2 separate regions of the Mus musculus genome follow, and region 1 is linked to region 2. The links are chromatin loops, found by intact Hi-C in ENCODE. Cell type or tissue: gastrocnemius. All regions are shown on one strand. Links, peaks and the distances in the headings refer to the core of each region. The heading gives the core; the rest is flanking DNA.

The links. Hi-C counts contacts between places; a loop is a spot of excess contacts. Peaks named below come from ENCODE experiments on the same cell type or tissue, not always from the same donor. Only the 100,000 strongest peaks of a DNase experiment are listed, where the experiment ranks them.
Region 1: a loop joins it to region 2, with 8 times the contacts of the local background. A loop is called at or near these places in 9 of 42 quality-filtered maps.

The regions. Positions count from the first base shown.
Region 1 is chr6:128,978,096-128,988,934 of GRCm38, reverse strand. It overlaps Clec2g (C-type lectin domain family 2, member g), which reads right to left. Exons shown (of 7, transcript NM_027562.4): 3 at 9,457-9,539; 4 at 8,626-8,751; 5 at 7,552-7,730; 6 at 6,967-7,073; 7 at 4,228-5,989. The coding sequence ends at 5,848. It also overlaps the pseudogene Gm8778. Among named protein-coding and RNA genes, the nearest start is that of Gm15987, 8.5 kb to the right of the region's middle. In gastrocnemius, for the core only: no CTCF peak of the experiment used is centred there; no DNase peak of the experiment used is centred there; H3K4me3 peaks cover 174 bases.
Region 2 is chr6:129,181,986-129,192,824 of GRCm38, reverse strand. It overlaps Clec2d (C-type lectin domain family 2, member d), which reads right to left. Exons shown (of 5, transcript NM_053109.3): 2 at 9,608-9,733; 3 at 8,512-8,690; 4 at 7,941-8,047; 5 at 6,290-6,958. The coding sequence ends at 6,814. Among named protein-coding and RNA genes, the nearest start is that of Gm38906, 6.1 kb to the left of the region's middle. In gastrocnemius, for the core only: no CTCF peak of the experiment used is centred there; no DNase peak of the experiment used is centred there; H3K4me3 peaks cover 3,374 bases; H3K27ac peaks cover 5,754 bases.

The sequences.
Region 1 (10,839 bases), core at 1,483-9,482, 200 kb after region 2:
GCACAACTGGTGGTTATCATGTAGAAGAATGTGGATTGATCTATTCTTATCTCCTTGTACAAAGCTCAATTCTAAGTGGATGAAAGAACTCCACATAAAACCAGAGACACTGAAATTTATAGAGGAGAAAGTTAGGAAAAGCCTCAAAGATAGGGCACAGAAGAAAAATTCTTGAACAGAACAGCAATGGCTTGTACTGTAAGATCAAGAATCGACAAATGGGACCTCATAAAATTGCAAAGCATCTGTAAGGCAAAAGATACTGTCAATAAGACAAAAAGGCCACCAACAGACTGGGATGTTTACCAATCCTAAATCTGATAGGGGACTAATATCCAATATATACAAAGAGCTCAAGAAGCTGGACTCCAGAAATTCAAATAACGCCATTAAAAATGGAGTACAGAGCTAAACAAAGAATACTCAACTGAGGAATACCGAATGGCGGAGAAGCACGTGAAAAAATGTTCAACATCCTTAATCATCAGGAAAATGTAAATCAAAACAACCCTCAGATTCCACCTCACACCACTCAGAATTGCTAAGATCAAAAATTTAGGTGACAGAAGATGCTGGAGAGGATGTGGAGAAAGAGGAACACTCCTCCATTGCTGGAGTGATTGCAAGCTTGTACAACCACTCTGGAAGTCAGTCTGGAGGTTCCTCAGAAAATTGGACATAATACTACTGGAAGATCCAGCAATACCTCTCCTGGGCATATACCCAGAAGAAGTTCCAACTGGTAATAAGAACACATGCTCTATTATGTTCATAGCAGCCTTATTTATAATAGCCAGAAGCTGGAAAGAACCCAGATGTCCCTCAACAGAAGAATGGATACAAAACATGTGGTACATTTACACAATGGTGTACTACTCAGCTATTAAAAACAATGAATTTATGAAATTCTTAGCAAATGGATGTATCTGGAGGATAACATCCTGCATGAGGTAAACCAATCACAAAAGAAGTCACTTGATATGTACTCACTGATAAGTGGATATTAGCCCAGAAACTTAGAATACCCAAAATACAGTTTGCAAAGCACAAGAAAATCAAGAAGAAGGAAGACAAACACATTGATTCTTCATTCCTTCTTAAACTGGGGAACAAAATACCCATGGAAGGAGTTACAGAGAAAATGTTTGGATCTGAGTCAAAAGGATGGACCATCCAGAGACTGCCCCACCATGGAATCCATTCCATAATCAGCCACCAAACACTATTGCATACCCCTGCAAGATTTTGCTGAAAGGACCCTAATATAGCTGTCTCATATGAGGCTATGCCAGTGCCTGGCAAATACAGAAGTGGATGCTTACAGTCATCTATTAGATGGAACAAAGGGCCCCCAATGGAGGTACTGAAGGGTTCTGTATCCCTATGGGTGGAACAACAATATGAACTAACCAGTACCCCCAGAGCTCGTGTCTCTAGCTGCATATGTAGCAGAAGATGGCACAGTCGGCCATCATTGGTAAGAGAGGCCCCTTGGTCTTGCAAACTTTATATGCCCCAGTACAGGGGAACACCAGTGCCAAGAGGTGGGACTGAGTGGGTAGGGGAGCAGGGTGGGGGGACTGTGTAGGAGACTTTCAGGATAGCATTTGAAATGTAAATGAAGAAAATATATAATAAAAAAATAAAATATATATATACTACCTTAAAAAAATAATGCAAGAAATGTCAGTGTGTGACAGTGTAATAGAGAACTAAGTGCAACAGATGAAAAATGAGTAAACACAGTGCATTTTGGAAAGAGTAATGTGTTTATGACTATGAATGTTGTGTTCTGTTCCTGTAGCAGAATGCATAAAGGCAATATACAGCAGCATCCAGCAGCAAAACAGTGATTCCACATTTGGACTTTGAGTAAATGGCTGGAGCGATGGCTCATTGATTAAGAGCACTTGCTGATTTTGCAGAAGAGCAGGGTGAATTTCTCAGTGCGCATGCTGCTCACACCATCTATATAACTCTCATTCTGGAGGCTCAGACACCTTCTTCTGGCCTCTGCTTCACTTATGTGGTTCTCAGACATACATGCAGGCAAAACTCCTATGCCCTCTTGACCTAAGACAAAAGCCTGACAGCTTAAAACAAAGGCCTGGAAGGCTTTTAATCTGACCAGTATCATACATACCTGCTCTTCTATGAACTCACATGACAGCTTCAAGGCACGCTTGTGAAACTATGAAATTCTCTCAAGTGGGCATCTGTAAATGTCCCTATATTTTATTTTTGCATCCTTTAGCTTCTTTTGTCAACAGACTGGATATGTAAACAGGACTCAGCATTTTGCTGCATACAGGCAATACATCTCAGTGACAAAGACAGACAATAATTCAGAGTAAAAGGTTGCAAAACAATTTTCCAAGCAAATGGACCCAAGAAACAAGATTCAGCAGCCATTCTAATATTGAATAAAATCTACTTTCAACTAGAAGTTATCAAAAAAGATAAGGAGGGACACCATACTGGTCAAAGGAAAAATCTACCAAGATGAACTCTCAATTCTGAACATCTATGCTCCAAATGCAAGGGCACCCACATTCATAAAATAAACTTTACTGAAGTTCAAAGCACACATAGCACCCTCCACAATAATAGTGGGAGACTTCAATACCCCACTCTCAGCAATGGACAGATCATGGAAACAGAAACAAAGCAGAGACACAGTGAAATTAACATGTTATAAACCAAATGGATCTAACACTTCATCCAAAAGCCAAAGAATATACTTTCATCTCAGCACCTCATGATACCTTCTCCAAAATTGACCATATAAGTGTTCACAAAACAGGCCTCAACAGATACAAGAAGTCTGAAATAATCCCATGCAACCTATCAGATCACCATAGGCTAAGCCCAGTCTTAAATACCAACAAAAACAACGAAAAGCACACATACATATGGAAGCTGAACAATGCTCTACTTAATGATAACTTGGTCAAGGAAGAAATAAAAAAAAAAATTAAAGACTTTTTAGAAGTTAATGAAAATGGAGACACATCATACAAAAACTTTTAAGACACAATGAAAGCACTGGTAGGAGAAACACTCATAGCTCTAAGTGCCTCTAAAAAGAAACTGAAGAAGGCTTACACTAGCAGCTTGATAGCACGCCTGAAAGCTCTAGAACAAAAAGAAACAAATGCACCCAAGAGGAGTAGAAGGTAGTAAAGAATCAAGCCAAATAGAAACAAAAAGATGTATACAAAGACTCAACAAAACTAGGAGCTGGTTCTTTGAGAAAATCAACAAGATACATAAACCTTTAGACAGACTAAACTGAGAGCACAGAGTCAGTAACCAAATTAATAAAATCAGAAATGAAAAGGGAGACATAACAAGAAAATACATCTTAAAATAACTATTCTGTTTGGTGAGTATCAATGGTTGAAAAAATTAAAATCATGTTCTACAAACATCATGGAAATATTAATGATAACTTTTAACTCTCTTGAAATTAGCATTTTCTTAATGTTTAACATTTATTTCTCTGAACCATCCCTGGGACCATAGTCTACCTATCTCTTAGGATGTAGGAAGTAAAATGGATTGCAAAAAAATAGTATTATTAGGACTAAATGGGGGGGGCTAAGAAAGTCATTTTCAGAGTGAAATGTGCTTGCATTCATCTAATAAATAATTAAACCTGGCTTTAAAATAAAGACAATGCGTTACTCAAAATGTATGTGTGATTAGAAGCATTGGACCTGATTCAATTCCCAGCACCCATATGGGAGCCACATCTGCCTGTAACTCCAGTTTCAGAGGATGTGGCACCCTTACACAGACACACATGCAGGCAAAGCATCAACGCATTTTTAAAATGTTCTTGGTCTTTAGTATTGAGAAGTAGAATGGCTGGTGTGGTGAAACACACCTGTGACCCCAGCTACTTAAGGAGGGTCACAGATTTAGGCAAGAACTTATAAGAAAATTACAAAAACTGCAGGGATACGTGCTACTTTTGCAGAGCTTGATCAGCAGTGCCAATAAAAGGAACACAAAAAGGCTGGAAAGATGGCTCAGCAGTTAGGAGCACTTGTTCTTGCTCCATTTCCAGCATCCACATCACCACTCACAGTAAGCAGGGAGCTGATTCCTTCTGGTCCTGTCTGATCTCTGTCTGAGCTGTCTCTGCATTGTCTGCCCAGCACAGGTGGGGCAAATACATATGAACATACAAGCAATAAGCATAAATGAAGTCCGTACAAATGTAGTGTTTAGGTTTTATTTTTTTTTTAATTTCCCTTCCCTCCTCCCTCCCCCTATGTCCCTCTCCCCTTCCCTTCCTCCATTTCTCCATCCCTTTCTCCTTAAAGACCTGGAGGCCTCCCATGGATATCAACTCCCCCTTGGCATATCAAGTTGATATAGTCTTTAAAAAGACCAAGAAGGAGAAGAAAGGATGAAGAGACCAAGAGCTGCGTTTAGCCTATGATTTTTTCTCTTTTGGGACTCATCAGTACATGGTAGCTCAATCTATAAGATTTTCAATATTTTTTTAAAGGCTCAGTAATGCACATGCTAGTGTAAAATTAAGTATTAAATGCCTAAGGAGTTTAACTCACATTTGATGTGAAATAAATCCAAAAAAATGGTCAGGACCCATAATGAGACAAGCTAATAACTAGCAGGTGATCATCCTGAAGTGGCCTGCCTCAGATTATTATATAATCTGTGACAGGTGAGCCCTCATTAAGCAAGGCTATGAGTGACTCGTTTTAGGAGAGATTCCTGCTATTAATGTGCTTTTACTGTTATTGTTAAACATATATAACAATTGCTGAGTAGAAACACTCCCCCTTTGAAGCAGATCTCTGCAGATCCACAAAGATGAACTATCTTGTAGTGATTCTATATAGACTCCACCATTACACTGGCCTGGGCCAGAAGGCTCCTGGAATAAAATAGTGAAATTAAAATGGTATTTGATTATAAAATGCAGTACACTTAGAACAGGAAAAGTAAGTAAGTATAATTATACTTAGAACAGTATAATTGGAAATAGGAATATTAAAATTAAAGTGGAGAAACATTTCGCCAATGTCCCTCATCTTTTTAAATTGCAGAGTAAAAAGTAAATCTTAATTTTACACACTTTTTAAAAATTCTTCTGTATGTTGGTTTGAATTTTTGAAAAGCATGTATAATATGTTTCTTCAAATTACGGGATGCAACAGACATCTCATCTTCCCTATCATTATTAAAGTGTTTTTGTGCTTTCCGTCCCCACTGGTGAACCTGAGACCCTCCTGTGTCAACCCTTCGGTACCTGGGATTACAGATGCTTCTCAGGATCCCAGCCATTCTGCTTTCATTATTAAAGGTTACACCCATGTTGGGGGACTCATTTTTGTGGTCTCATAAATTCAAAAGAAGAATTCTCTGCACAAAACCTTAATATCATAAAAGTGGGGTTCCCTAACATTAGTTGTACTTTAGGCTTAAGGTATGAGTGCTGACATCTATTTAAAACTCATCTATGGTCTTGTAATCCTCCATGTGTGCACCTCTCTAAGGTGGTTTTCTTTTTCTTTTTTAAGATTTACTTATTTATCATATGTAGGTATAGTGTAGCTGTTTTCACACACCACAGAAGAGGACATAAGATGTCATTACAGATGTTTGTAAGACACCATGTGGTTGCTCAGATGTGAACTCGGGACATGCAGAAGAGCAGTCAGTCTCTTAACTACGGAGCAATCTCTCCAGCCTTGATGGTTTTCATTTGCGACGTTAAAAAATATTCTCAATCCCGTTTGATAGCACTGTGGGACCATAGGGGAAAAAGTAGCACCCATAGATAACAGGCTAGGAAGAGTCTCTTGGTAAATGCTAGACAGGAACAGGAGTTGGGCAGTGGAGGCTATAGTTGTTAAGCTTGCTACAGATCCATATCCGAGGTATATAGTGCCTGGAACTGCTGATCCCATTGCCGCTCAGGTAGGCACATGTTTCCACTCCCTGGATGGGAATCCTGAAAAGAAACCAAAAAAGTAAGCCTACAGAGCCCAGAACTGCATTTGCTCCTGCAATGAAATCTCACCAGTCTCCACTAATTTTTGGTAATATGAATCAAAAAGTCCCTGAGGAATCACCTGCATTAGTTTTACACCTACTGTCTCATATTCTCAGGATTTGAACACCACTCCTTTGTCATTTGTCTATGGTGAATCCTGTAATGTGTGTACAAGGCATTGGGCTGGTGCTCGCTGCCATGTTCAAATGAACTGCAGCCATGAGTGACCCCACCAAGGGTGATTTTCAATTCTGTTTTTAGGCATTTTATATATGGGGACGCCCACTTAGTAAATTGCTCTAAGGGCTTCAGTGATGGATATGACTGAGTCTGTGATTTACCATCCCAGTAAAACAGCTCAAACCCAAGGACTGTTTTGGGTGCTCAGTGATGACGAGACTTTAGAGGAGGTTCCAAATATACTTAGAGTCTCTGCTTTCCTGAACAGATGCAGACATGCAAATAGTGGAAAGCTGAATCTCAGGCTTGCAGATTCTGCAGTGGCTTTCTGGGGTTTCAGAGCCCCCACTGCCCATCTAAGGCTCTGTCTATATCCCTCACAGGACATTTATCAACAACAGAAATGTTTAAGTTGGAGCCAGAGCAAACAATAGCTACTCTCAGACACCATCATTATGGTAAATATTTTGAGTAAAATGACATGATGCAAAGGTTTTGAAAATGACGGTCAATAAACAGGAAAACCTCTGAAGTATTTAAATTTGTGGGTGTGTAGAGCTTTCTGGGGATTGGATATTGCATTTATACACACTCTCTACCCCTGTGCCACACCTCCAGGCAAGGGTTCATTTTTTTTTTCTTTCTTCCCAGTACAGTTGGCTTCACATGACATTGACTTCCATCTCTCATAGCCACGACACACACATATCACAACACATGAACATAATAGAAGGAAAAACATCGTGAAAACATACATGTTGTTATACTCAGTGTTGTCTGTCCACTTCCAAGGGTGCTCTGACGACTCTCTGTGCAGTCCAATCCAGGAATCAAAATTTGCCTTGTATCTCATTAGGAAATTCTGTCATAAAACACAAAAAAGTCAAGAATACATGTGTCTATTTGTTTCAGATGATCCTGGAGTCTCTCCACTCCACACCTTTCTCTAGAGATAACAGGAGGATGTAACTGAGGGTCACATTCCTCTGTGGTCTGGACAGTTCTGGGTTAACCTTCCACTGCAGTTATTATCAGTTGTCTCCTTCTGTACCCAACATATGCCAGCATATGGGAAAACACTCATGGTCACCAGGTATCCCAGTAAAATGGCATATTTGACCTTCCAGCTGACTATGAGAACTTCATGAGAGAATGTTTCTTGACTATCTCAGGGCTCCAGTCAGAAGTCAAGTATCAGCAAATGGCGCACACTCACATTCCCTATGTCTCCATGTACTTGGGTGGGATCCTTCCTCAGGCCTCATCTGTAACTCTCTATCTCAAGGCAATATAATATTCAACAGAACAGACAGACAAACCAATCCCTGCCCATTGCTTACCAGCTCCTTCTCGTTGTCAAACCGAGCTAGTTGGGCCTCTTGTGCCATGCAGAAGGTCTGGGCGAATGTCCAGTTACTTGTGTATTCAGAAAAATAAAAACATTTATTTCCAACTCCAATCCAGTTTTTCGGGCAAGCAGCATAGGTCTTGTTGATTAGGATCTGTTCTGTCTTTGTTGCTAAAATGTAGAGAATACAATGGATCATGGCAAGCAGGCCTTCTCTCGTTTTGGCACACCCTCCTGAGCTCAGCTGTGAGGTGTGAATCTGATGGTAGCTTTCCTAACTGATCTGTAGGAATCCTCTCCTGAGTGAGATGTGCCTTTAACTAAAAGGCCTCCCACCGTGGGCCTGTGTCCCATTCTCTCTCATATGCTCACTGTCAGTAGGGCTCCCAGGAAGTGCACTTCTATAACAGCATCACTTTCTGAGCTTTGGATGACCATTGACTACAGTGGGGATTGCTACAGCAGCAAGCACTCTGTAGGGACACCTACTGACACCCAGCCTGATAATTGAGATTGCTATGAGAATTTTTGGGTAGGTCGTATATACGGTGCAGACACCTTGCACTAAAGGATGACTTCAAATACTTAAGAGGACAGTGCAAGATTTTATTGCACTATTCTGAATATTGTGGTACTAAAATCCTATAAATTTCTTACTTCAGGAACTTTCCATTTAATACTTTCAAAATAGAGTTGAGCCTGGTATCTAAACTCATGGCTCATGGTCAAAGGCACTGTACCTTCCTGGCCTCACCTTTGAAGTTCCTACTTGGAGATTCCCTCTTGTTATTCTCTGCCTTGAATAGTTCTCCCAAGGGGACCTACTTCCCCTGCATCTCTGTCTAGAGCTTGCTGGATGTCATCTTCCCAGGGATGTGCCCATCAAAGCCTCTGTGTTCCTTCACTGCATCTTCCTGTTGGAACCTAAATTCTCAGAGAACAGGACCTTCCAGTGTGTTTCCTCTAGAGCCCTTGCCACAGTGCCTGGCTCACAGTGCTTAGAAAGCATAACTGGCAATGTGAATATGGACAGAGTGTTACAGAATTTGGAGGGTATGTCACTTACCTGGCAAAGCAACAGAAAGAGCAACTACAGCTACAGTGAGGACCATGATCACTCCACAGCAGCAGTAAAGCTTAGCAGAAGACTCAGGGGAGATGGCTCTGAGACTATTTCTTTGGAGAATTTTATCTGTAAAATATGAATATAAGAATGCGAATTTCAAGAATTTCTTAAATAAAATAAAATAACCACAAAACCCACTTGACAATTGCCTATCAGTTCCTGAAAGGCTTCTGCCAACCCTTTTAGAGAAGGCCCTGGTCCACAAAGGATGTCCATGGTAGAAAGAAGTATAGAGAGGATGGAAACAGAACTTCTGCCAGGGAGCCTTCTGGTCACTGAACTCAGGGTGAATAATGGAAGAGCAAAAATGGAGGGAGTGGGGATCCCAGTGAAATGCAAACAACAAAAATCTGGATATGGCTCCATAAAAAGCGCTCTGGCTAGAAGGAGTTATGGAAACACTAGAAAATAAGTTGATGTAATTAGACATAATAACAAAATAAGAAAAGAGGAAAAACTAGAAATATCTCAATAAACAGCAAAATTATGTGGAAAATGGAAGCTAAAGGAACTTCTTCAACCCTACAAAAGTCATCCACTAAAAACAAAACAGTAAGTCCAACTTCAGTCAGCTGCACTCTCAATGGTGCCATTATGAATGTGTTCCCAGCAATCAGGAGCAAGAGTCAGATGTCTGCTCATTACTCCAGGTAGACTTTTCCCAGGAGGTCCTCGCCAGGACAAAGAAATAGGGTCAGGTGTCTGGAGAATGGCTCAGCTGTTAAGATCTCTTTCAGCTCTTCCAGAGGACTTGAATTGAAGGTAGCTTACAAGAATGTACACCTCCAGTTCCGGGGGAGCTTTCGCCTTCTTCTGGCTTCTTTAGGCACTGAGCATTCATGTGATACACAAACCTGCAGGCAAACAGTCATGTACATAAATAATTTTCTTAAAGAATGAAAGGAAGTTTACATTTCTCAGAAACAGGCGAAAGTGTTTCTCTTCACAGATGACATGGTTCTATCTACATAAAAATTCTAACAAATCTATAAAAGAATACTGGATGTAAAAAAAAATGAGTTTATGAAGTTGCAGGACAGGGCATCACCATGGTAAAATCAGTTATATTTTCCTGTCAAGTGGAAATTAATATCTTAGACAGTGCTCTTTACAGTAATGCCAAATAAACCATAAAATTACAAATCTAAAAATAGGATGTTCATAGTCAGCATAACAAAAACTACATGTAAATTTATAAACAAATAAATATAGGAAAGTTGGCTCAGTGGTTAAGAGCACTTGTTGATCTTTTCAACCACCTGGGTTCAAATTTAGCACCGATATAACAGCTCACAAGCCTCTGTAATTCCAGTTTCAGGAACTCTAAGAACTTTCCTGACCTTGGTGGGCACTAGGAATGCACATGATCCATAGATGTCTATGCAGGCCAAACACTCACACATATTACATTCTTGAAATAAAAAAAAAAAAAAAGAAATCAAGGCAGCTCTAAACACATAATGAACTAGAACACTCCATATTGCTCATATCAACAATTCCTGAACACACATATATGTGCAACATGTTCCAGAGGGGAGGTTGCCTTCAGAAAAAAAAAATCATAGCACCAAGTTGTATGAGAAGTAATATGAAAATTAAAAAGAGTCAAAAATTAATAGTCAAAAATTATTCTGAGAATGAAGAGGTCAAAATCAGAAAGATCACAAGGCCTGACCTGATGTCTCATGTTCTCATGGGAACAGGAATGAAAGCCTGGTGCTAGCATCAGAGTAGACACTGAAACAACACAGCAGAAAACAGGACTCCACAATGAGGTCAAACACAGGTGGGTGGTCAACAGACACTTAACAGAGATGAACAGTCTTTAGACAGGGAAAAGGTGGCATCACTCCAGTGTGTGCTACTGAAACAACCTTCTATCTGTCTGCTAAAAAATAAAATAGACTTCCATGGGCCCGAGGGGCCGTGGAGCTCATCCAGCCCCCACCCACGCCGCCACCATCATTACTGCCGCTCATGCACTCTGAATTGGTGGCCTTGCTGCCTGAGGTGGGGCGCTGTGGGCCCTCACTAGCTGCCCTCCCGTTGTTGCCAGAGTTCCTGCCCTCCTGCATCAGGTTCTGGATGCTTGCGATCTTAGTGGGGACCCAACTTGGAGGCCTATGGTGCGGGTATCAAGATTACTTTTGTCCC
Region 2 (10,839 bases), core at 1,463-9,462:
AATCAAAGGACTCACAGCAAGTCTCAGCAAATATAGGAAATTGAAATAACATCCTGAATATTATCTGATCACTATAGATTAAAGCTGGATATCAACAACAAAAGAACACAAACTCATGGAATCTAAACAACACACAACTGAACAAAATTAAGTAAAGCAAGAAATCAAGTAGAAAATTTAAATATTCCCAGAATTGAGTGAAATGAAAAAAAAAACAACAAAAAACAAACAAACCACAAGACAAGTTATAAAAAGAAAGTTCGCAGAATTATGTGCCTATATTTTAAAAAAATTAAACATAGACATAAAAATTTTTAATAAAATACTTGGAAACCAAGTTCAAGAACACATCAAAAAGGTCATCCACCATGATCAAGTTGCCTTCTTTTCATCGTTGCAAGGATGGTTCATATATAAATCAATAAATGTAATTACATAAAAAGATAGAAACCATATAATCCCTTCATTAAATTGAGAAAAGGCCTTAAACAAAATCTAGCCAACATCCCTTCCTAATAAAGGTCCTGGAGAGAACGTGTGGGATACAGGGGACAAAACTCAACATAATAAGGACAATGAATAGGAATCCCACAGTCAACATTGTCCAAATGGAGAAGACTGAAACACATTTCCACCAAGGCAGGAACAAGACAAGACTCTCTCCATACCTACTCCACAGTGCTTGAAGTCTTAGCTGGAGAAAGAAGACAAGTGAAAGAGATAAAGGAGATACAAATGGGAAAGATAAAAGTCAAAGTACCCTTATTTGCTGATGATATGCTTCTGGCCATAAAAGACAGAAACACTCCACCAGGACACTCCTACATTTGATCAAAGCATTCAGAAGTATGAAGATACAAAATTATCACATGAAAACTGGTAGCCCTTTTATATACAAATGAAAAATGCACTGAGAAAGAAGTCATTGAAACAATACCCTAAATAATGGCCTCAAAATAAAATATTTTGGGATAATTTTAACTAAGAAGGAGAAACATGTAAATGTAAACATTAAGACACTGAAGAAAAGAATCTGAAGAAGATACAAGAAGATTAGAAAACCTCCCATGCTCATGTATTGTTAGAATTAATATTGTGAAATGGCATCCTACCAAAAACAATCTACAGATTCAGTACAATCCCCACACAATTTCCACTGTGGTCCTTTATAGAAATTGGAAAAATAATATTAAATTTCATAATTAAATACAAAATGTCTAGGATAGCCAAAACAATCCTGATCAACAAAAAATTGCTAGAGATTTTGCCATTGCAGATTTTGTTATATTCCAAAGTTGTGGTAATGAAACCAGTATGGAACTGGCATAAAACCAGACCCATTGATCAATAGAATAGAATTAAGTACCCACATAGACACTCATATTCCTATAGCCACTTGAGTTTTGAAAGGGAAGCTAGCCCTACATGTTGGAGAAAAAAAAAAGTACCTGCAATAGATGTTGCTTCAGACTGGATAACTATGTTTGAAGAATGAAACTTATTTAGTCCTACACAAAACTCAACTCCAAATGGATCAAGAACATCAGCAAAACAAAACAAAACAAAAAACAAAAACAAACATAGAAAAGAAAGTGAGCAATATACTTGCATTCATTGGCACAAGAATGGACTTCCTGAAAGAAGCCCCAATAGTGTAGGCATTAAGACCAACAATTAATGAATGAGACCTCACACAAAAAAGGCTTTTTACAACAAAGTGTACCATCACCCACGCCAAGAGACAGAATACAACATGAGAAGAATATCTTTAGCAATTGTATATCTGACTGTATATCTAGAATATACCCAGAATTATTTTTTTAAAAAAGCATCAATGAACAAACAACCCAGTTCTAGGTCCATAAAAGATGAAATGCAAAAAATAAGGAATATTTTTAAAAAATTGTTCACCATGTTTAGTAATCAGGGAAGTGCAAATTAACAGTAGTTTAGCTCATTCCAGTCAAGATGACTAAAAAAACAACAACAACAACAACAACAAATGATGCCATGAATTTTGGGAAAGGGGTATACTTTGTCATTGATGGAGCAAAATCTGATATAATTACAATGAAAATTTATGTGGAGGTTCCTCAAAAGTCTAAAAGTCAACCCACTACATGGTCCAACTGTATCACTCTTGGGCATTTATCCAAAGAACTCCATATCCTACTCTAGAGATACTTGCTCACTCATGTTCAGTGTTGTTTTATTCAAAATAGTCAAGAAATAAAGAGACTAGATGGTCACCACATGAAAATGTGGTATATTTACACAATGGGGTATTATTTAGCTTATAAGAAAAGCGTTGGACAATGCAGTCCTATATAACCCCAAATATTACATTGCTCATGACTGCCTCCAGAACTTGAAAATAAGACCCCACTGCTGAAGACAATACATTTTTGAGACATAGAACATGGATAAACAAAACTGGTATTAACCTAAAGGATGCACTCGTACTGGAAAGCCTTTATAGTTTTGGATCTGAAAGAGACTATGCATGCAGTCAGAGGAGAAAAACTCATCAATTACACCCAGCTTTGAACCATGCAAACTACAATAATGATTGTGTCCACTGGTACAATAGTGTCACGAACATGATAGAAGTCACCAACACTCTCTGGTGCACTCAGCAGACCTTGTGCATGAATTCCTCAGCCAGTCCCAAAACACCCAGAGGAAGATCCAATACCAGGTGCTCTAACTTGCCCAGAATCATAGGATCAAAGGTTCCCTGAGCAGACCTTGGGCGCTAACTCAGAAGCCAGTCCTACAAAACACAGAAAAGGCTCCACTCGCAGGTGCTCTAACACGCCCAGGTCCACAGGATCCCAGGAGCTTAGCCACACCAGGATCTCAGGGTCCCAGAAGAAGCTTGACTCCCAGGATCTCTGACACACGCAGGATCTCAGAATCACAGGATCACAGAGACAGCTGGACTATGAGGAGTTCTGACATAACCAGGATCACAGGAAGGATGGGCTCCAGTCAGATATAGCAAAGACAGGTAGCACTAGAGATAATCATATGGTGGGAGGCAAGCTTAAGAATAAAAGCAACAGAAACCAAGGTTACCTGGCATCATCAGAAACCAGTTCTCCCATCATAGAAAGTCCTGGATACAACATCACACCTGAAAAGCAAGATTCAAATCTAAAATCACTTCTAATGATGGTGATAGAGGACTTTAAGTAGGACATAACTCCCTTAAAGAAACACAGGAGAACACAGGGAAACAGCTAGAAGCTCTTAAAGAGAAAAGACAAAAATCCCTTAAAGAATTAAAGGAAAACACAAACAAACAGGTGAAGGAAATGAATAAAACCATTCAAGATCTAAATATGGAAATAAAAACAATAATGAAATCACAATGGGGGACAAGCCTGGAATTAGAAAACCTAGGAAAGAGATCAGGAGTCATAGATTCAAGCAACACCAACAGAATACAAGAGACAGAAGAGAGAATCTCAGGGCCAGAAGATACATAGTATCCCGACCCGAGGGATTCAGTTATTCGTGGGTGGGAGGGGGACCACAAACTTGGAAGGAAATGGGAATAAAAGAAAGAGTCGGAGGACCAAGTAGATATCAGCCTATCAAGGTCTCGTTTATTAGGCTGAGGTGCCTTCTTTTTAAAGCATACATTGCAGGGAATATGGGAGGGGTCGAGGGAGAATTATACAAAGAACAAAGAAGTGGGCATCTGCTGACATGGGGGCCGAAGTCAGGCACCAGGCAGCGGGCACTCTGGAGCTTATCTCTGGAACATTGATCCTCCTTGACAGCCTTGGGGGTCAGGCTGGGCTCAGGCGTAACTCATGTCCTTGGATGGCATGGGAACTCAGGAAGAGATAGGGAAGAGGGGACTATATTTCAGTTTTAACAGCCTCAGGTGCCAAGAAAGGAATAGGGAGGAAGGGGGGTGATAACCAGCTCTTAGTACAAGGCCATTTGGCCTGTTAGGGAGATTGTGAAGGGCTCACTTTCTAATGGGATAGTCTCTGACAACATAGAAAACATTGACACAACAGTCAGAGAAAATGCAAAATACAAAAAGCTTCTAACTAAAAACATCCAGGAAATCCAGGACACAATAAGAAGACAAAACCTTAGGATAATAGGTATAGAAGAGAGAAAAGATTCCCAAATCAAAGGGCAAGTAAATATCTTCAACAAAATTATAGAAGAAAACTTTCCAACCCTAAAGAAAGAGATGCCATGAACATACAAGAAGCCTACAGAACTCCAAATAGACTGGCCCAGAAAAGAATTTCCTCCTGTCACATAATAATCAAAAGACAAAATGCACTAAACAAAGAAAGAATATAAAAAGGAGTAAGGTAAAAAGGTCAAGTAATATACAAAGGCAGACCTATCAGGATTACACCAGACTTCTCATCAGAGACTATGAAAGCTAGAAGATCCTGGGCAGATGTCATACAGACCCTAAGAGAACACAAATGCCAGCCCAGGCTACTATACCCAGCAAAACTCTTAATTACCATAAATGGAGAAACCAAGATATTCCATGACAAAACAAAATTTACACAATATCTTTCCACAAATCCAGCCCTACAAAGGATGGAAAACACCAACACAGGGAGGGAAACTACACCCTAGTAAAAGCAAGAAAGTAATCTTTCAACAAGCCCAAAAGAAGATAGCCACACAAACATAACAACGAAAAGAACAGGCAGTAACAATCACTTTTCCTTAATATCTCTTAATATCAATGAACTCAATTCCCCAATAAAAAGACATAGACTAACAGACTGGACATGTAAATAGACTCAGCATTTTGATGCATACAGGAAACTCTTCTCAGTGACAAAGACAGACACTACCTCAGAGTAAAAGGTTGCAAAACAATTTTCCAAGCAAATGGCCCCAAGAAACAAGATGGAGTAGCCATTCTAATATCGAATGAAATCGACTGTGAGTTTGAGGCCAGCCTATTCCACATAGTAAGACTGTCTCAAAAGGAAAAAGAAGAAAGAAAAAGAAAGAGAGAGAGAAAGAGAGAGAGAGAGAGAGAGAGAGGGAGGGAGGGAGGGAGGGAGGGAGGGAGGGAGGAAGGAAGGAAGGAAGGAAGGAAGGAAGGAAGGAAGGAAGGAAGGAAGGAAGGAAGGAAATTTTTCTATATACTGTTATGATTCATTAAACTAGTGATAAATTCATACACACACACACACAGAGAGAGAGAGAGAGAGAGAGAGAGAGAGAGAGAGAGAGAGAGAGAGAGAAAGAGAGAGACTGTTTTGAACAGCTCACTGACATCTTGGAGATAGATCCCTTAGAAGGGCCAATGCTCATGAAAAGTTGCTGTTCCTTTCAGCATTATTTCCAGAGAGCAATGGAAGGAAATTTACCATGTATTTAATATAAATATCAGATAGGGACACTGGCAAAACATTTCCCTGAGTAATTTGAATCATAGGAATTAATATTAGTACACCTATTTCTTTGAGTCTACTGTGTACAATATTACTGGGTTAGCTAAGTTCATAGGCCTATCACATTTCTTCTGTAAATTAAGAGCAAACAATCTAATGGTATAAAACATTTATTTCTCTGAACCATCCCAGGGAACACAGTCTACCTTTCTATTGGATGTAGGAAGTAAAATGAATTAGAAGTAAAGAGTGTTATTAGGACTAATGGGGGGGGGCTGAGAAAGTCATTTTCAGAGTGAAATATGCTTTCATTCACCTAATAAATAATAAAGCCTGGCTTTAAAATAAAGACAATACATTACTCAAAATGTATATGTGGTTAGAGGCATTAGACCTGATTCACCCATATGGGAGCCACAACTGCCTGTCACTCCAGTTTCAAAGGATGTGGCACCCTTACATAGACACACATGCAGGCATAGTATCGACGCATATTTAAAAATGTTCTTGGTCTTTAATAATAAGAAGCAGAATGGCTGGTGTGGTGATACACACCTGTGACCCCAGCTACTTAAGGAGGGTCACAGATTTAGGCAAGAGCTTATTAAAAAAAAGTTACAAAAACTGCAGGGATACATGCTACTTTTGCAAAGCTTGATCAGCAGTGCCAATAAAAGGGAGACAAGAAGGCTGGAAAGATGGCTCAGCAGTTAGGGGCACTTGCTCTTGCTCCATTTCCAGCATCCACATCACCACTCACAGTAAGCAGGGAGCTGATTCCTTCTGGTCCTGTCTGATCTCTGTCTGAGCTGTCTCTGCGTTGTCTGCTCAGCACAGGTGGGGTAAATATATACGAACATACAAGCAATAAGCATAAATGAAGTCCGTACAAATGTAGTATTTTGGTTTTATTTTTTTATTAATTTCCCTCCCCTCCCCTCCCCCAATCATGTCCCTCTCCCCTTCCCTTCCCCCATTTCTCCATCTCTTTCTCCTCAGCGACCTGGTCTTTAAAAAGACCAAGAGGGAGAAGAAAGGATGAAGAGTTCAAGAGAGGCTTTTTAGCCTGTTATTTCGTCCTTTTTGGGACTCATCAGTGTGGGGTAGCTAACTCTCCTATGTCCCTCATGCTTTAAATTGCAGAGTATAAAGTACAGTGTAGCTGTTTTCATACACCTCAGAAGATCTCATTACGGATGTTTGTGAGCCACCATGTGGTTGCTCAGATGTGAACTCAGGACCTTCGGAAGAGTAGTCAGTGATTTTAACCACTGAACAATCTCTGCATGAAATGAAATGATGGTTTTCATTTCTGATGTTAAGAAATATTCTCTATCTGGTTTGATAGCACTTTGGGACCATAGGGGAAAGAGTAGCACCCACAGATAACAGGCTAAAAAGCGTCTCTTGGTAAATGCTAGGAAGGAAAAAAAGGAGTTTGGCAGTGGAGGCTATAGCTGTTGAGCTTGCTACAGATCCACATCCGAAGTGAATAGATCCTGGTACTGCTGATCCCGTTGTTGTTCAGGTAGGCAAATCTTTCCTCTCCCCGGATGGGAATCCTGAAAAGAAACCAAAAACAGTAAGCCTGCAGAACCCAGAACTGCATTTGCTCCTGCAATGAAATCTCACCAGTCTCCACTGATTTTTGGTAATATGAATCAAAAAGTCCCTGAGGAATCACCTGCATTAGTTTTACACCTACTGTCTCATATTCTCAGGATTTGTACACCACTCCTTTGTCATTTGTCCATGGTGAATCCTGTAATGTGTGTACAAGGCATTGGGCTGGTGCTCGCTGCCATGTTCAAATGAACTGCAGCCATGAGTGACCCGACTAAGGGTGATTTTCAATTCTGTTTTTAGGCATTTTATATATGGGGACGCCCACTTCTTAATAAATGGCTCTAAGGGCTTCAGTGATGGATGTGACTGAGTCTGTGATTTACCATCCCAGGAAAACAGCTCAAACCCAAGAACTGTTTTGGGAGCTCAGTGATGATGAGACTTTAGAGGAGGTTCCAAATGTACTTAGAGTCTCTGCTTTCCTGAACAGGTGCAGACATGCAAATAGTGGAAAGCTGAATCTCAGGCTTGCAGATACTGCAGTGGCTTTCTGGGATTCCAGAGCCCCCACTGCCCATCTAAGGCTCTGTCTATATCCCTCACAGGACATTTATCAACAACAGAAATGTTTAAGTTGGAGCCAGAGCAAACAATAGCTACTCCCAGACACCATCATTAGAGTAAAGATTTTGAGTAAAACAACACTAAGTGGAAGTTTTGAAAATGACGGCCAATAAACAGGAAAACCTCCGAAGCATTTAAGTTTGTGGGAATGTGGAGTTTTCTGGGGATTGGCTGTTGCATGTAAACACAATCTCTACCTCTGAGCCACACCTCCATGCAAGGGTTCATTTTCTTTTTTCTTCCTTCCCAGTACAATTGGCTTCACATGACACTGCCTTTCATCTCCCATAGCCACAACTCACACATATCACAACACATGAACATAATAGAAGGAAAAACTTTGTGAAAACATACGTGTTGTTATACTCAGTGTTGTCTGTCCACTTCCAAGGGTGCTCTGACGACTCTCTGTGCAGGCCAATCCAGGAATCAAAATTCGCCTTGTATCTCATTAGGAAATTCTGTCATAAAACACAAAAACCAAGAATACATGTGTCTCTTTGTTTCAGATGATCCTGGAATCTCTCCACTCCACAGATTCCTCTAGAGATAACAGGAGGGTGTAACTGAGGGTCACATTACTCAGTTCTGGGTTAACCTCCCATTGCAGTTATTAACAGTTGCTTCCTTCTGTACACAACAAGTGCCAGCATATGGGAAAACACTGATGACCACCAGGTATCCAGTAAAATGGCATATCTGACCTTCCAACTGACTATGAACACTTCATGAGAGAAAGTTTCTTGACTGTCTCAGGGCTCCAGTCAGAAGTCAAGCATCAGCAAATGGCACACACTCACATTCCCTATGTCTCCATGTGCTTGGGATGGGATCCTTCCTCAGGCCTCATCTGTAACTCTCTATCTCAAGGCAATATAATATTCAACAGAACAGACAGACAAACCAATCCCTGCCCATTGCTTACCAGCTCATCCTGGTTGTCAAACCGAGCTAGTTGGGCCTCTTGTGCCATGCAGAAGGCCTGGGCGAATGTCCAGTTACTTGGGTATTCAGAAAAATAAAAACATTTATTTTCAACTCCAATCCAGTTTTGCGGGCAAGCAGCATAGGTCTTGTTGACTGGGATCTGTTCTGTCTTTGTTGCTAAAATGTAGAGAATACAATGGATCATGGCAAGCAGGTCTTCTCTCGTTTTGGCACACCCTCCTGAGCTCAGCTGTGAGGTGTGAATCTGATGATAGCTTTCCTAACTGATCTGATGGGCCTTTAACTAAAGGCCTCCCACCGTGGGCCTGTGTCCCATTCTCTCTCAGGTGCTCACTGTCAGTAGGGCTCCCAGGAAGTGCACTTCTATAACACTATATCACTTCTATATCACTTTCTGAGCTTTTGGATGACCATTGACTACAGTAGGGATTGCTACAGCAGCAAGCACTCTGTAGGGACACCTACTGACACCCAGCCTGATAATTGAGATTGCTGTGAGAACTTTTGTGTAGGTAGTATATACGGTGCAGACACATTGCACTAAAGGATGACTTCAAATACTTAAGAGGACAGTGCAAGATTGTATTGCACTATTCTGATATTGTGGTACTAAAATCCTATAAATTTCTTACTTCAGAAACTTTCCATTTAATACTTTGAAAATTCAGTTTAGCCTGGTAACTAAACTAGGTCATGGTGGGAGGCACTGTATCTTCCTGGCCATATTACTCTTCCCTGTCCTCACCTTTGAGGTTCCTACTTTGAAATTTCCTCTCTTTATTCTCTGCCTTGAACAGTTCCCCAAGGAGATTTATGTCCCTGACATCTCAGTTGAGAGCTTATTGAATGTCATCTTCTCACAGATGCCAAGCCAAGACTCCTGTGTACACCACAGACTGTGTGTTCCTTCACTGCACCTTCCAGCTAGAACCTAAGTTCCCAGAGAACAGGAATTTCCAGTGTGATTTCTCCAGAGCCCTTCCCACAATGCCTGGGTCACAGTGGTCAGTAAGTATAACTGACCTTGTGAATGTGGACAAAGTGTCACATAATTTGGAGAATAAGTCACTTACCTGACAAAGCAACAGAAAGAGCAATTACAGCTACAGTGAGGACCATGATCACTCCATAGTAGCAGTAAAGCTTAGCACAAGACTCAGGGGAGATGGTTCCGTGCCTTTTTCCTTGGAGAATTTTACCTGAAAATATAAATATGAGAACACCAATCTCAAAAAACATTTAAAGAAAAAGAATTATCTGTAGATTTGGCTTGTATTCACCCATTGCAAACCCCTTCACAGAAGGTCCTGGTTTATAAATGATGTCTAATGCTCACAGAAGACTAGATGAAAGGGAAACATGGAGTCTTCCAGTCATTGAACAAAGGGCCAATGAAGAAACAAGAAACAGAAAGAGTGAAGATCAGGCTGAAAGCAAACAACATCCAAGCTATTCATAGATTTTGCTCCCTAAGAATAGACTGGCTAGGACTGAGAATAACACTGAGTGCCAAGGATGGGGACAGACTGGGATCAGCAGGAGGCTGCAGAGATGGCTGAGGAGTTAAGATCAATTGTTGCTCTTCTAGAGGACAGGAGTTAGCTCCTAAATCTCAGCTCCTAAAGGGGCACCTCATAACCACCTGTGTAACTCCTGCTCCAGTCAACGAGACAAACAGGTTGGTACACTTTTATATTTCCAGTGCTAGGGAGGCAGAAGCTGGAGTCAGGAGTACAAGACTAGCCTTGGCTACATTAGAAGTTTGAACTCAACCTGGACTATGTAAGGATCAGTCTCAGAGAACCTAGTCAGTAAATAAATTAATAAAGGCACATAAATGTAATAGAACACACTGACATAACTAATGGATAAAAATATGGGAGCATTTTAACAAGCTTACCAAAATCATGTGAAAAAAATAATATTAGTCTAAAATAACAAGAACTCTTAACAAGTTAGGAATTAAAGGAACACATTTATGGTTATTGGGCATTTCAAAAACTCAGAATGGTAATTTTATTTATTTAGAGTTCTACACCAGCATTTCTTATATGATATTAAGAGTAAGATTTACAGATAATCCTCTGTGTTTACACCAGTATAATTCTGATACTGTCTGTTTCCTTCTAATATGTAAACAGGAATTTTGCTGTATACACACAGATCTCCTTCTAAATTCGAATGTGTTCCATAGCACAATTTGAACATAACTTTCCTGTCTTTATTTAAAAGTAATGTTGGAAATGATCTCTCAAAAAACCCAAAGAAATGAAGTATTGCTGGCCTGGTTTTTAGCTTACTTAAA